Linked DNA regions of Homo sapiens: region 2 is linked to region 1. The links are chromatin contacts, found by Hi-C or POLR2A ChIA-PET in ENCODE. All regions are on one chromosome and are shown on one strand. The core of a region is the stretch at or near the end of the contact, and the rest is flanking DNA. Distances in the headings are between cores, read along the strand shown.

The links. Hi-C counts contacts between places; a loop is a spot of excess contacts on that map. ChIA-PET counts read pairs that join two places held with the same protein, here RNA polymerase II (POLR2A).
Region 2: a loop to region 1 is called in a map of right cardiac atrium, with 2.5 times the contacts of the local background. The contact joins two enhancer-like sites. A Hi-C loop is called at or near these places in 2 of 168 maps with a recorded cell type or tissue (PC-3 and right cardiac atrium). POLR2A ChIA-PET finds 5 or more read pairs at or near these places in 7 of 52 experiments (B cell, H1, OCI-LY7 and 4 more).

What each region holds. Positions count from the first base shown.
Region 1 is chr1:67,388,325-67,395,724 of GRCh38, forward strand. IL12RB2 (interleukin 12 receptor subunit beta 2) reads left to right here. Exons shown (of 17, transcript NM_001374259.2): 16 at 1,705-1,804; 17 at 7,223-7,400. Among named protein-coding and RNA genes, the nearest start is that of SERBP1, 38 kb to the right of the region's middle. Within about 2 kb of position 5,172, at least 6 of the 41 ENCODE cell types and tissues checked have a DNase peak (open chromatin) inside an H3K27ac peak, as active enhancers do.
Region 2 is chr1:67,458,826-67,466,231 of GRCh38, forward strand. No RefSeq gene overlaps it. Among named protein-coding and RNA genes, the nearest start is that of SERBP1, 32 kb to the left of the region's middle. RefSeq lists enhancers at 1-709, 2,387-2,887. Within about 2 kb of position 2,559, at least 8 of the 41 ENCODE cell types and tissues checked have a DNase peak (open chromatin) inside an H3K27ac peak, as active enhancers do.

The DNA of each region.
Region 1 (7,400 bases), core at 3,922-6,421:
AAGGATATAAACCACAATATTTTTGTTTTGTTTTGTTTTGAGACAGAGTCTCACTCTGTCGCCCAGGCTGGAGTGCAGTGGCATGATCTTGGCTCACTGCAGCCTCTGCTTCCTGGGTTCAATCGATTCTCCTGCCTCAGCCTCCTGAGTAGCTGGGACTACAGGTGCCCGCCACCACGCCCAGCTACTTTTTGTATTTTTGGTAGAGATGGGGTTTCACCATGTTGGCCAGGCTGGTCTCAAACTCCTGACCTCATGATCCACCCACCTCAGTCTCCCAAAGTGCTGGGATTACAGGCGTGAGCCACCGCACCCAGCCTAAACCACAATATTAATGGTGTTTATATCTGGGGATATAATTGTAGGTGATTTTAGTTTTTCTTGTTTAATTATATTTTTAGAATTTCCTTAGTAAACATGTATTATTTTTCAAAGAAAAGATTTTTAATGAGTTGGTTATTCAATACAAAGTTTTCTTCAAATGCTGTGTAAAGTAAGAGAAGAGGTCTTTTGACCTCTAACTCAAAGTCATTCTACCAGCCATTGAACTTGTCTAACAGGCTGTACATTTATTGAAGATCTAATGTGTGATAGATACTTCAACGTGAAGCTCTCTTTGGGTAGACTTTGAAAAAGTTTAATTCAAAAGGAGTCAACTAGGATCACATGCATCCTCTTCATGGAAATTGTGAAGATCAGTTACAGTGCAGGCTAAACTGCCTTAAAAAAAAAAAGAGGACCCAAAGCACAGTGGCTTAAATAATACTTTATTTATCTTCCATATAACAGCCCTGAGGTAAGGTATCCAGACTGGTGGGCAGCTGTGCTCCATAGTTATTTGTGGACTCAGTTTTCTTCCATCTTTTTGGCATACCATCCCTTAGGTATTGTCCTCATCTGCATGATCTCTATGAGATCACAGACACTTCTGCTCATATTTCTTTGGAGAAAACCTAGTCACATGGCCACATCTCTTACTTCAAAAGGTTAGACAAATTGTAAAGCATACTTTTAAAAAAAAAAAAAAATCAAAGCTTATGAAAGCCAAGTCTTTAAAAATGTTTCATATTGTTCATGAACTTTAAAAAAAATAAGTCACATGCATTTATAAGAAATGTTTTTAGGATTTTTCCTTCTACATCATAAAAGACCTGTATTTCCTCTTATTGCCAAATACAATCACTGTTAATAGATATTTCAGATATTTCCCTATAATACTTTTTTCTTGGCATTTTTAACATGGTTGTGTTCAAGCTATTTATACCATTTTGAATCCCGTCTTTTTTTCAACTGTTCACATAATTTACCTGTCATTACAAACTCTTTGTAAATATTCTAATTAGCTAAATAGTAAGGGTAGGGAACATGTCATCTTCAATGCTTGGCAGGTAGCATTGTGCTGGTCACATATTAGGGGTTCAATCAATATTTGTTGAATGAATGCATAGCTGGCTAGTGATAGATTGCTAAATATTAGGTTGATCAAAAGTTCCATGGTTTATTTAGCAAACCTCAAGTGGCTGTGTTGTAATTTTACAGAAAACTACCGTAGTCTTGGATGATAAATCATCTTTGTCTTTCAGTGTTTATCTTTTATTTGCATACAAAAGCAGCCCTTACACTGAAGTTACTGCACTGAGAACCTGTGCTTCCATGCCACTGTGTGCACACCTAAGGAAATGTCACTGTTTTCTTTATCTATAGGGTGTTTGTTCTCCTAGCAGCCCTCAGACCTCAGTGGTGTAGCAGAGAAATTCCAGATCCAGCAAATAGCACTTGCGCTAAGAAATATCCCATTGCAGAGGTAAGGTACAATTCCTCTGTGGTCAGTCAGTGGAGTTCTAGTGATCACCACATCTAAGTTTTCCATTGTAGTTACGAGGAAGCCTGGGTGCTGAGATCCTATGGTTGAGCTTAAGTTATTCACGCTTGGCTACCACTGAGTCATCATTCTCATTTTAATTCCTGAACTTAAGAGAAACCAGGCACAGGAATCTTCTGAAGTTTATGATCATAAGACTAAAACCCCCTAGCTTTTTATACCTCAGTATGCCTCACTTTCCCCTTCTCACCAAACTGCTCTCCTGTTCTCCTCACCTAACTTATTTCAAAAGAAGAAAGCAAACTTTCCTTTTTTTTTTTTTTTTTTTTGCCATTTGTTGAGTACTAGCCTGAGCATTGAGTCATCCAAAATTCAAGAGAATTGAAGATTTTGATTTTCCTGTCTAAGCATAGAAAAGATAAATAGAACCCATACTATTTTGGTTTGGGCAAGAAGCCAGTACATCATTCCATTGTGCAAAGAAAAGGTTTTAAAGGAGAGGTTGATCAGCTGGCAGATGAGAGAGGGGAGAGTAAAGGAAGTGAAGGGAACTGCTGCAGCCCAGGAAAGAAGGTGAGAAAGCTCACAGTGGGCAAGATGGGCCATCCCTGGTGGAGGGTCTGGAAGTTGAAAGTATCTGAATATGAAGACTACATTTAAGGGGAGAAATAGGAGAGAGAAGTGGCAAGTCAATATTCCTCCCATCACCTGGGGCTTTGACAACTCCAGGCTCCCTTTCCAAGACCTTATAACACTCCTTGCTCAAGATGCTTCTCTCCAACTACCGAGTATGTTCTGTCATCCACACCCTTCCTCAGGCCAGAAGCCAGTGGTCCATAGTCCCAACCTCCACTCAAAAAAAAAGAGTGGATCCCAGCCACAGATTCTTTAGGCATTTAAGTCTCTATAGTTTAGTGCCTTTGAAATCAAGCCCAGAGGCCACCCCTGCCTCTGCCACTTACTATGTGTGTGACTCTTGGGCAACTTGCCCAACTATCTGAGCCCAAGTTTCAGCCTCAATAAAACAGGAGTTGACAGTATCATTCTTACTTACCACTGTGAGGATTAAATAAGATGCCATGTAAAGCACATGGGTCATATAAGACAAAGATCATTCACTTTCTTCCCAAGAAGACCCATAATTTAAGTCTCCTCTGAGGGATTTCATCCCTATTAAGTTACAACAGCAAAAACAGTGATAATAACAGCAGTGTGTGTGTGTGTGTGTGTGTGTGTGTCTATACACACACACACACACAAACTGCTGTTTTATATATATGTATACAAACTGCTGTTATTACTATTTTATATATATAATATACAGGTTATATAATTATATATTTTCTATATTCTGTCATATAATATATAATTATATAATAATATTATACATTCATTATTATAATTTAGATATATTATCTTCTATGTACCAGGCACTTTTGAAAACATTTTCATACGTTAACATTTAACCCATAAACATCTCTATGAGGTCGTATGATTTTTTTTTTTTTGAGACAGAGTCTTGTTCTGTTGCCCAGGCTGGAGTGCAGTGGCGCAATCTCGGCTCACTGCAAGCTTCACCTTCCAGGTTCACGCCGTTCTCCTGCCTCAGCCTCCCTAGTAGCTAGGACTACAGGCGCCCGCCGCCATGCCCGGCTAATTTTTTTTTATTTTTATTTTTAGTAGAGATGAGGTTTCACTGTGTTAGCCAGGATGGTCTCAATCTCCTGACCTCGTGATCCACCCGCCTCGGCCTCCCAAAGTGCTGGGATTATAGGCGTGAGCCACCATGCCCGGCATGAGGTTGTATGATTATCTTCATTTTCCGCATGAGGAAATTGAGGCACAGAGGACTACGTAACTTGCCCAATGTTAGTCAGCGAGTACATGGTGGATCCTGGACTCATATCCAAGCAGGATATGCTGCCTATCATTGCACTACACATTTTAAAGGATCTTTAAACACGGGGTGAGGAGAGAGTTTCTAGCAGTCTACACCTCTGAGCTGAAGAGACTTATTAAAAGTAAGACAGGAGGAAGGTGATAGAAATTGGTATACATATGCCCAAAGTTGTGTAGTATAAGTGTATTCATTGCAGCATTATCAATAGAAGCAAAAACTCGGGCATAATGTAAAGGTGCACCAGGATGCAAATTAAACTTTTTGGGTACATCCATACAATAGGGTATTAGGCAAAAACTAAAAAAATGACATAGATCTATATGTGCCTAAAGATCTACAAGATACTTAAAAGTAAAAAGAGCAATATTTATCACAATTGTCCAAAGTGGGTTTATTTATATAAAAATGAGGGCGATTTTACACACACTCATACATCTGCAGCATGGGCACAGGATATTTCTGGAAGCCCACTATGATACATATGAAATGGATACTGGTGGTTGCCTCCAGGGAGAGGGTTGAGAGTATGAAGGCCACTTAATTTTCATTACATAGTCCCTTTGAACTTTTAGATATCTTTTTTTTTTTTTTTTTTTTTTTTTTGAGACGGAGTCTCGCTTTGTTGCCAGGCTGGAGTGCAGTGGCACTATCTCGGCTCACCGCAAGCTCCGCCTCCTGGGTTCACACCATTCTCCTGCCTCAGTCTCCTGAGTAGCTGGGACTGCAGGGGCACGCTGCCACGCCTGGCTAATTTTTTTGTATTTTTTTAGTAGAGATGGGGTTTCACCATGTTGGCCAGGCTGGTGACCCCAAGTGATCCACCCGCCTCAGCCTCCCAAAGTGTTGGGAGTACAGGCATGAGCCACCACACCTGGCCTAGAATATCTTAAGAAAACTGTGTGCATATAATTTTTTTGCAAAAATAACCAGTGAATTAGAAAATTTTAAAAATTAAGCAGCTTAAATATGGCCTCGAGGATGAAAGCCTTGAGACGGCCTTAGAACCCCATGTGGCTTGACCCTTGAAGAAGGTGGACTGTTTTTAGAAAGGAAACTGCTCTCCAGGTGCTAGGCAGAGGCAGACAACAGAAACACAATAGTGTGTCCTCCCCTCCTAGCAAATGTGCTTTGAGCTATCAGGCCTTCCCTCCCCTACTGTTTCTTAAGATGTGGCTACACCACCATGTGCCCTAAAGCTCTGAAGGAAAAGGCCAAATCATAAAGGGGATTGCTGGAGTGTTATCTAGCTTGTAAAAGCTTAAAATAGTGTCCATGAGGTTCCTGAACTGATAGTGGTTTAAGAGGCCTGCCCCCGAGGACTTGGCAGCCAGAGGGCCCGCTTTGTAAAAGCCGTGAGAGTTGCTCTCCTGACGGCAGAGCAAACACCTCACCTTGTGAAAACGACAAGCCATTTCCGCACAGGGTGTAATCTTTCCCACATCTGTGGTAGCAGCACTTTGGCGGCTCAGCTTCCCAGAGCTGCCAGCTGTGTTCCGAGCCAGACCCACGTGCCAGGGCCAGTTTGGGTAGTGATCAGAAAAGAGCAGTCTCCCCGAAGTGAAACGCAAACACACATCCTCTAGCTTGGCGGGGCCCTTTGTGGAAATCTGTTCTGAGACAGTGCCATTGTTCACTTTCCTGACACTTGCCATGTCCAAGGCAAGGGAGGGGATGTAAGAAGAAGATCCAGACCAAACCCCTCTTGCACAACTTGTCATTGGACAAATGAGAGAACTGAGATCCCAGAGAGGTTGGTTGGTTTTTCCCAGGCTACAGTGTTGGAGTTGGGACTAGTCCCCAGGGTGTGCCTTGTCCCACGGCTATTTTTTGTCATCCTACTCCTCCTGTAAGACATGGTCCCTGTGCACACATGGCTTACAGACATATAAAAAAAGTGACAGCACAAAGTATCACATGCCAAGAACCTAACAGTGGTTTCTTCACTGAACAGGCATCCAGGGAAAGGAACAGTCACCAGGGGCCTCATGGAAGGAGAAGGCACGAAGCAGGGGACAGTGGGAGGCACACACAAGCAGGGTGAAGGCCGGCAGTGGAAGCAAAAGTGTGTGGGGCACTGAGAGAAGGGCATGATTAGTAAGACCGGGACAGTGGTTGAAAGAGCAGCTTCTGAAGAGAAAGACAGAGAGGTGGAGGAAGGGCAGGAACCAATTGCCAGGCCAATGCTGGAATCTTGACTGTGCATGTAAGCCAAGTCAGCAGAGGCTCTGGACCCTCTGCTTGGGAAAGATCAGGCAGCCAGTGTGTAGGATTGTTTCTAGGATGCAAAGAGACCCCAATTAAAGCCCAGTTTTTTAAAAATGTTAATAAAGTGCCAAGGACTTGGACTCAGGAATTGGCAGCAAGTTCGGAAAGGAAAGAGATAGGACATTGAAGAGCTGGTCACCGGCAGAATGCTAAGAGAAAATAAGTGAGAGAATTAATTAAGTAACAAAAGTATAAGCTAATTTTGTCTGTTACAAACAAAATTAGCTAAAGGCAAAAAAAGATGAAAATTTCTTCTAAAAATGTTATTCCAAAGTAGTCTTTCTTAAAAGCAGATCTGACAAGGAATATTACCTTGCCTGAAACCTTTCGGTAGTTCTCTCAAGGCACAAACACCCTTGCATCACTTAAAAGGCCCTGTGTGATGTGACCGCCTCCTATTTCTGAAGCCTCGGGTTACCAGTCATAAGAAATAACTAGCAGGTTCCAAAATACACCAGTCCTCCTTGCCAGCACCTCCCTACCTGGAAAACACCACACATCTCTCAGGACTCAGCTCAGCTCTCGTGTCCCTTCATCACCTGTTTAGTGTGATCCTAAAGGCTTCACTGCCTCCTCCCCAAGACAGAAGCAGTCTCAGCCTTTCCTTTGCATCTCCAGTGCCCTCTGTCCTCAAGGAAAAGCAGGTAGTATAGCTTGGTTCACATTAGAAACGGGGCTGGGCATGGTGGCTCATGCCTGTAATCCCAGCACTTTGGGAGGCCAAGGTGGGTAGATCACTTGAGGTCAGGAGTTCGAGACCAGCCTGGCCAACATGGTGAAACCCTGTCTCTACTAAAAATATAAAAATTAGCCAGGCATGGTGGCACATGCCTATAATCCCAGCCACTCGGGAGGCTGAGGCACGAGAATTGCTTGAACCTGGGAGGCGGAGGTTACAGGGAGCCAAGATCATGCCACTGCACTTGAGCCTGGGTGACAGAAGGCGACTTCGTCTCAAGAAAAAAAAAAAAAAGAAAGAAAGAAACAGGTTGAAGGTTGAGCAGGGCTGTGAATCACTCACTGGCTGGGGGTTGAGAGGAGTCTCTGGCTCCTGCCCCTCTGCCTCCCCAACAATGTTAACTGTTTCTCTTACCTCGCAAACTCCAGTGCCCAACATGTTCCAGCCAGGGCTGAGGAGACAGTGCAGGTTGTGAGGCCTTTGGGAACCCTGGAGAAATAGGTTGTGAAGGTCACTTCTACAGCAGTGTGAGCCTCTTCCTCCTCCTTTCTCTCAGGAGAAGACACAGCTGCCCTTGGACAGGCTCCTGATAGACTGGCCCACGCCTGAAGATCCTGAACCGCTGGTCATCAGTGAAGTCCTTCATCAAGTGACCCCAGTTTTCAGACATCCCCCCTGCTCCAACTGGCCACAAAGGGAAAAAGGAATCCAAGGTCATCAGGCCTCTGAGAAAG
Region 2 (7,406 bases), core at 1,309-3,808, 68 kb after region 1:
CCACATCCTAACAATAGGTCACACTGCTTATACCTGACTCCTGTTAGAAAGAGAGAACTCAGTATTCATGAGATTACTTTCAGTCTTTGGCTGGTGCCTTTAGAAATGCTAAAACTTGCCATTTCCTTTTTTTCTCGTTGATCCTCATTCTACTCCTTGGAGCTATGGTGAGAAAATTTGAGCTTTAGTAAAGACAATGTTAAAAACCTAAAATGACAAACTAAATGAAGTAAAGAACCATGTAGCAGCAACAATAACATTATCTCTGCGCTTTTATTTTTCTTTTTTGATAATTAAAAAGCAAGGCAAGTACAGATACAGCAATCATCACCCCCATCAAAAACCTCACCAGAGGGACTCAAAGCCTGGGGGAGCCAGGGCTGCGAGTCAGCGGCAATTACCCTCCCACTGTGAAGTCAGCAGGACCCATGGCTGACTTAACCTCACCAGCCTCACTCAAGGTGCATAGCAACCAGCATTATTATAGTCTACTTAATAGTGTGTGCTACCTGCCAGGATTGTACATTAAGAAAAGGAAAGACTAGTGGGACCTGTTTGTCAGGCCCTAAAACTAGAATTTTCCTGGTTATACACACCACAAAATGAGTGTCAGCAACATTAAATAGTGGCAAGAGTGATGGGATCAAAAAGTTTGACTCGTGGTCTGCTGTCATTATTAGATGATGTAGCACCCACGTAGACTGACAAAGTCACATTTCTAACTTAGAAACAGTCTACCTCTTACTTTAGCTTTAAGGTGTACATTTGGCTTAAATTAGAGCTCTGAGCATTTTCTTGAAGCTGATTTTGAATTTATTAAAGAGTGTTTAAACCTTGAGATGGTGATGGGTGACTTCATAGAAAATGTGGACTCCAGAGCTAAAATGTTCCAAGCAGCTGATTGGAGGCGATGATTGAAAACTTTCATCTCCTCCAATAGATGAGTCAGTCACTTCTACGTTTGAACTTTCCCCTTGCGTCTCAGCTTCTAAATCCTGTTGGGATGCTGAAGTGGTCTGAGTTTGAAATATTAAACAGCATATCTGTGAGGCCAGCTGTAGGCTTTTAATCATTTGTAATTGTGACTCCTGGATGATAATAATTGATACAAAATGACCAGCAAGCCTAACAGACTAGATATCTTTCCTAGTTCTATCTTTTGGCATGTGGCCTCTGGGTTATTTCACAAGACACCTTCCCAGTCGCCCAGGCTAAAAGATTGGGGCTAATTTTCTTCACCTTCCTCTTCCCCTAACATCCCATTGGTTCTATTTAGAAACATGTTTGCATTTGCCACCTCCTTTCTATAACCACTGTCAGTGCTCTTTACCTTTCCCATCAGTTCAGGAGCCCCTAAACTAAAAAACACATTGACTATTAGCAGTTGTTACCTCTGGGTGAAAGATTAACAAGCTGTACATTATATAGCTAAAAATGTAAAAGATAGGCCAGCATGGTGGCTCATGCCTATAATCCCAGAACTTTGGGAGGCCAAGGTGGGTGGATCACTTGAGTTCGAGACCTGCCTGGCCAACATGGTGAAACCCAATCTCTACTAAAAATACACAGATTAGCCAGGCATGGTGGCGTGTGTCTGTTATTCCAGCTACTTGGGAGGCTGAGGCATGAGAATTGCTTGAACCCGGGAGGTGGAGGTTTCAGTGAGCCGAGATCGCGCCACTGCACTCCAGCCTGGGCAACAGAGTGAGACACCATCTCAAAACAAACAAACAAACAAACCCCAAAATGTAAAAGACTATATACATTATAGTCTTTGAAACTTTTAACTAGTATAAACATGCTTTGAAAATCAGAAAAAAATTTAATTATAAAAGGACATAGTAGAGCAATGTGTTATTCCAACAGGCCTGTTTGATGTGATAGGACAAGGATGGGATAGGCACATTTGAGAACAAACACATTTCTGTAAGTTTTTCTCATGTCACATAACCCAGAACCAAACTTTAGTTCCTGTAGTGGCTAACGCAGCACAACTGTCTTCTATAAATAGTCAGAAAAACTCAGTCTGGATTCTTATACAATATCATCTGACAGACATGATGGAAAAGGCATGTTACTAGAGGGCTGGGAGAAAGAGGAGTGAAGGAATGAGGAAAAAAGAAAGTCTTAAACCATTCCTAATATGAACTGATTTTTAGATCCTCAGTGTTAGACATGTGTAATAGGAACTGCCTTTATCCGAGACTCGCTGTTGAGACTCACTGGCTTACCATCACTGAGGAGTACCAGCAGCCCTCCCTGATTCACCTCTTTTTGCACGTATCACAGGTGCTATTTATGGAGCTGCCTGGGCAAGCTGCCTGGCCCCAGGGTCCAGCCCCAAGGAGGCCCTGCGTGCTTGGGGACAGGCTCTACTAAGGTTGGACAATTTTCAAAACTAGCCAACAGCTGCTACTGGGTTTTAAGAAAAAATGCCAACAGGGTAACGGGGAGGACAACACAGCAACTCTTGTGAAAAAAAGTTTTCATCTAGCCTCCTCACTTCCTATTGGATCCAGGCTGTAAATGGACCACACCCGCTTCCCATTAGCCCAAAGCCTGCAGGCTCAGGGGACCTGAGCGGGTAGCTTTGGGCTGCGAGTCAGTCTCCTCTTGGCTCAACTTCTCTGCAATTACTGCTTGTGGGGACTCTGGGATTAGGCCACAGCTTGTGTTTGCTTCTGCGGTCAAATGAGTTGCTGAGGCATGGGAGAAGGTACTAGAAGCATTTACCAAACATGCCTTCATTAATGAATACCTGCCTTAGCGAGAGCACCTGGATTGTATTTATAAAGAGCAAGGAACTAAGTAAATAAGACACACTCAACAAATGTCTGTTAAATGACTAGCAGAACACGGTGGTTAAGAGCATAGGCTCTGGAGATGGCCTCACTGGGATTCAAGTCCTGCTTAGCCATATGACCTTGGTAAAGTTGAAGCTTTCTAAGTAAGAACACCTGGTTTCTTGTTCAGACTCTAGTTTAATGACTGAGTGTGCAAGTCGTTGAACTTCTCTAAGTCTCAGTTTTCTCATTCATAAAGTGGGATAATTATACCTGCCTTGTCTAGCTTACAAGGTTGTCAGTGAGATCAAATGAGACAATGTCATAAAAGCCTTTTATAAGTTAGAATATCCTATACAAATGCAAGCTATTATTATGGATAATTCTAGTGACTAGTGAATAATAAACTGGTGGAACCAACAATCCCATTGTCACCAACTAAATCTTACAGAGCAATTTCCCAGTTCCACCCACTCTACCTTCTAGGCACTTCCACCTACTTCCTCCTATGACTTAAATAAATGACAAGAGAAAGAGAGTACCATAATAATTTTTCTAATTAACTTTCTCAATCAGAGTCCCATGAAGATGTGTGCCAAAGACAAGAGGAATGTGTAGCAGAGTGTTTATGTTTCTTTTAGGTCAGCTCTTTATTCCCCCACATATTTTTCACTTTGTTTGTCTCAGTGCTCTGAGACTGAGCTCATCTTCACTTTGTCTTCTGGGCATACATCAGCAGGTGAGGGTTCTGGTCTCTGTTTCGCCACAGTTGGCTATATGAGCATGCATGAGTTACATTCTTTTTACGCCCTCACTTTCTCCCATCTGCAAGACAGGGATTAAAGTAAATTACCCATTGGTCTTTTTCAGTCCTGTGGGTCTATAATTCTTTTAGAAGTGGGTTCCCTAACCCATCAACCCACTCTGAACATCTGAACAACTTTCCTTTTTTTTTTTTTTGGTAGAGACAGGACCTTTCTATACTGCTCAGGCTGATCTCAAACTCCTGGGCTTAAGCTGTTTTCCTATCTTGGCCTCCCAAAGTGCTGAGATTACAAACGTGAGCTACCATGCCTGGCCCAGACAACTTTCTTCAATCTTTTTGGTAGTAGGCCTGTGTAATTTGTGCTGGGGTAAGATTTAGTGCAAAAGAAAAAGTCACAAACACAGTAATAACAGAAGGTGTCTGCTAAGCTAAGCTTCTCTCCAAATCTTCCCATCCCGCACCCCCACTTTTTTTTTTTTTTTTTTGGAGACGGAGTCTCACTGTGTCACCCAGGTGAGAATGCAGTGGCTCATTGCAACCTCCGCCTCCTGGGTTCAAGCGATTCTCCTGCCTCAGACTCCTCAGTAGCTGGGATTACAGGCACACACCACCATGCCCAGCTAATTTTTGTATTTTTAGTAGAGAGGGGGTTTCACCATGTTGGCCAGGCTGGTCTTGAACTCCTGACCTCATGATCCACCCACCTCAGCCTCCCAAAGTGCTGGGATTACAGGCCTGAGCTACTGCGCCCAGCCTCCTCTCCCCTTCTGAAGCTTTCTCTAGAGTGGGTTAAAAAGAGAAAGCCCCTTTTTAAAGAGGTAAACGCCACAGTTGGGAAGTTGGAGTAGATTTGGATTGTGAAACTGGATTAGATCCTTAGCACATTTATATATATATTTTTGCAATTTGGGGCCAGCTAATTAGCTTGAATCTTGGTTTCCTCATCTTTAAAATGGGGCTAACATCTGCCTTATTTACTTTATAGGCTTGTTGTTAGGAGTAAATGAAACATAACGTAAAAGCACTTTGTCGTCTTTATTTGCAATACAACAGAGGTTGATTCTGGCATCTGAGGGCATAACTGGGAACTTAGATCTATGCAGACCAAAAACCAAAAATAGAATCACCATTGCACAGAGCCTAGAATAAAAGCATTACTAGCTGCCTACCCATCCTTCCCTCTCCACAGTAAATTTTTCCCAGGACCTTTGCATTGAGCTACTTGCTGAATATTCTTATTCTCAGATGATTCAGACCTGCTTTCTTTAAAATGCCTCATATGTCTAACACGTAACTACCACTGTATTTAGAAACCTCTGAGCAGAGCCACGGAATCTGGAACTGCTTCCCGCAGCCAAGCTCCATAGGTACACGACACAACTGCCAGCTGCTTTTCATTGCAAATCAGCTTGATCCAATTGCACTGACAGCGACAGGCTGAATGTAGGCCAGCAGCAGGGGTTCATACTGGCTGAATGTAAGCCAGCTCATATACTTGAAGAGGACTAGCTAGGACAAGTCACTTCACCACTTAGCATAATTACCTTTAATGGGTTTAGGGCTGTCTACCTGGAGGAAGTGAACGACTTACGAGATTCTATGAACCTATTTTCCTCTTCCCAGTCCACACTCTCTCACCTGAGTGATCTCATTTTTTCCCAGCCTTTTCTGATGACTTCTACATCTCTATCCTGAATCTAGATGTCTCATCTCTGGTCTAAGCTATCATCTGTCCACCGCTTGTCTTACCTGGATGTCCCACTGTCACCTCTAACTCAACAGGTTCCAGGTGGATGTCCTCATCCACATATCCACAAACCAGCTTCTGCCCTCCTTCTGGTACTTTCTTTCCAGTGATCTCTATCTTAGTGAATGACACTTCATCCACCCAGTCATCTAAACAAAGGGATGGCCCTTGAAATCTCCCTCCTACAGCCCATCTTTCATCAAGCCTTAGCAATTGTACTTCCTCAATATCTCTGGAATTTATCTACTTCTCTCCATCCCCGCTGCCACTAGCTAAATTCAGGGTGTGATTATCTTTTACCTGAATTATTGCAAGAGCCTTCCAACTGGTTTTCTCACTCCTACTCCAGCCCTCCCCCCACCAATCCATGTTCCACAACAGGGATGTTCTGAAGTTTGCAAGTCTGATCAGGCCACGGATTTCCTTGCTCAAATGTTTAAATAGCTTTTCAGTCCTTAGGGAAGAAAACTCAAGCTCCTTGACATGGCCTTCCAGGCCCAGCGTAATGTGCCAAGCTTACTTCTCCAGCCTCACTTTTCATCATTCCCTCCCTTTCATCTATGTTCTGGTCCAGTGGCTCTCATCTCAACCTGGCTGCACATTAAAGTCACCTGGGAAGCTTTTAAAACATACCCAAGGCTGGGCTCTATCCAAGACCAATGAAACCAGAACCTCTGGCCGTGGAGCCCTAACAGGCTGCTTCTGAGTTCCAGCAGAGCAACACCCACTCTCTCATCTTTTATCCTTTGCACACACTCTTGGCTTTGACTGAGATACTTTCCCTTGACCTCGCTTCCCCTCCTGCCACCTGGCTGACTCATTCATCCATCAAGCCTCAACTGGGGCATCACGTTGTGCCCCAAGAAGCCCTCCACCAGCCTGGTGCTCCGGGTCTGGGTTAGTTGCCTCCCACATGTGCTTCCAGAGAGATTGCTCTGCATTTTGCCTACTGGCCGTAGCACCTGTCATCCTATACCATCCTTGCCTGAATGCTCTGCTGGACTTGAAACTATGAGAGCAGGGCTGGGCCTGCCTTGCTTCCCCCTGAACCCCCAGCATCTAGCACAGTGTCTGCACATAGTGTGTGCTCACAGTGTTTATGGAAATCACTAGTTAGTTTTATAGAGTGACCCTGGTTACTCCGGACTTGCCAGTCCTTTGTAGTAGCAAGGTCTCTAGTCATATCCATTTCTGAGTTCCTTTATTCACTCATCTGTACATTCTCTTAACAAAATTTGAGAATCTGGTATATTATAGGTACTAATCATTTCAAAATAAAATTGGACTTTTTCAAGTTAAAAATTCTTCACTATTGGGATCTGAGATATATCTGAGGCGAGGCAAGGAAAGGATCTCACAATTTCAGTTTGCCTTGGTCACAGAACCACAGCCAAAGACCTAGGCAGCTTCCTGTTTGTGTTCGCCTTACTCTTCTTCCTTACAGGGAACCAGGCCAGGAATGACAATCATTTCCAAGGACTGCCTCTCCGGATGCTTGAGACCTTGAACAAGAATGACTAAAAAATTGAAGGGATTATAGTAAGCCCTGAGTTGATGATGAAAACAGGTAAACACTGGCTTCTTGAGCAGCCAATAAGGGAAAACACAGGTGTACATCATCCCAACCCACCCTGCTCGGGGAGCCTCTATCCCCACCAACAGCTTTAGAGGCCCACCTGCAGAAACCAGACAGCCAGAGCCCTGGGACTATAGTGAGGTTAGTGTGTATGATTCCCAGGGAGTGTGGAAATTCCTCAGCTCTTCTCCAACCTGCACAGAACTGGTTTTACGCATCAGAACTCTGTATCATCACCAAGAAGACCTGGTGAGATCCCAGCTTCACCTCATATAAGTGAACCAAGGAGAGTAAAACTAACCAAATGCAAGTGGAAGGGGAGAGGGAGAAGAAAGGGTAGGAGGCAGAGGCAAGAAGAAACCTAAATCATAATAGTGGTAGTAGTAAGATTGGCTAACATTTAGTGAACACTTACACTGTGCCAAGCATTGTGCCTTACATTCAGCCCTTACAAAGAGACCTCAAACTCTGATCACTGCTGTGGATACAACCCTGTGTTCTTAGCCATGATGCCAAAATCTGTGCCGGGAATCA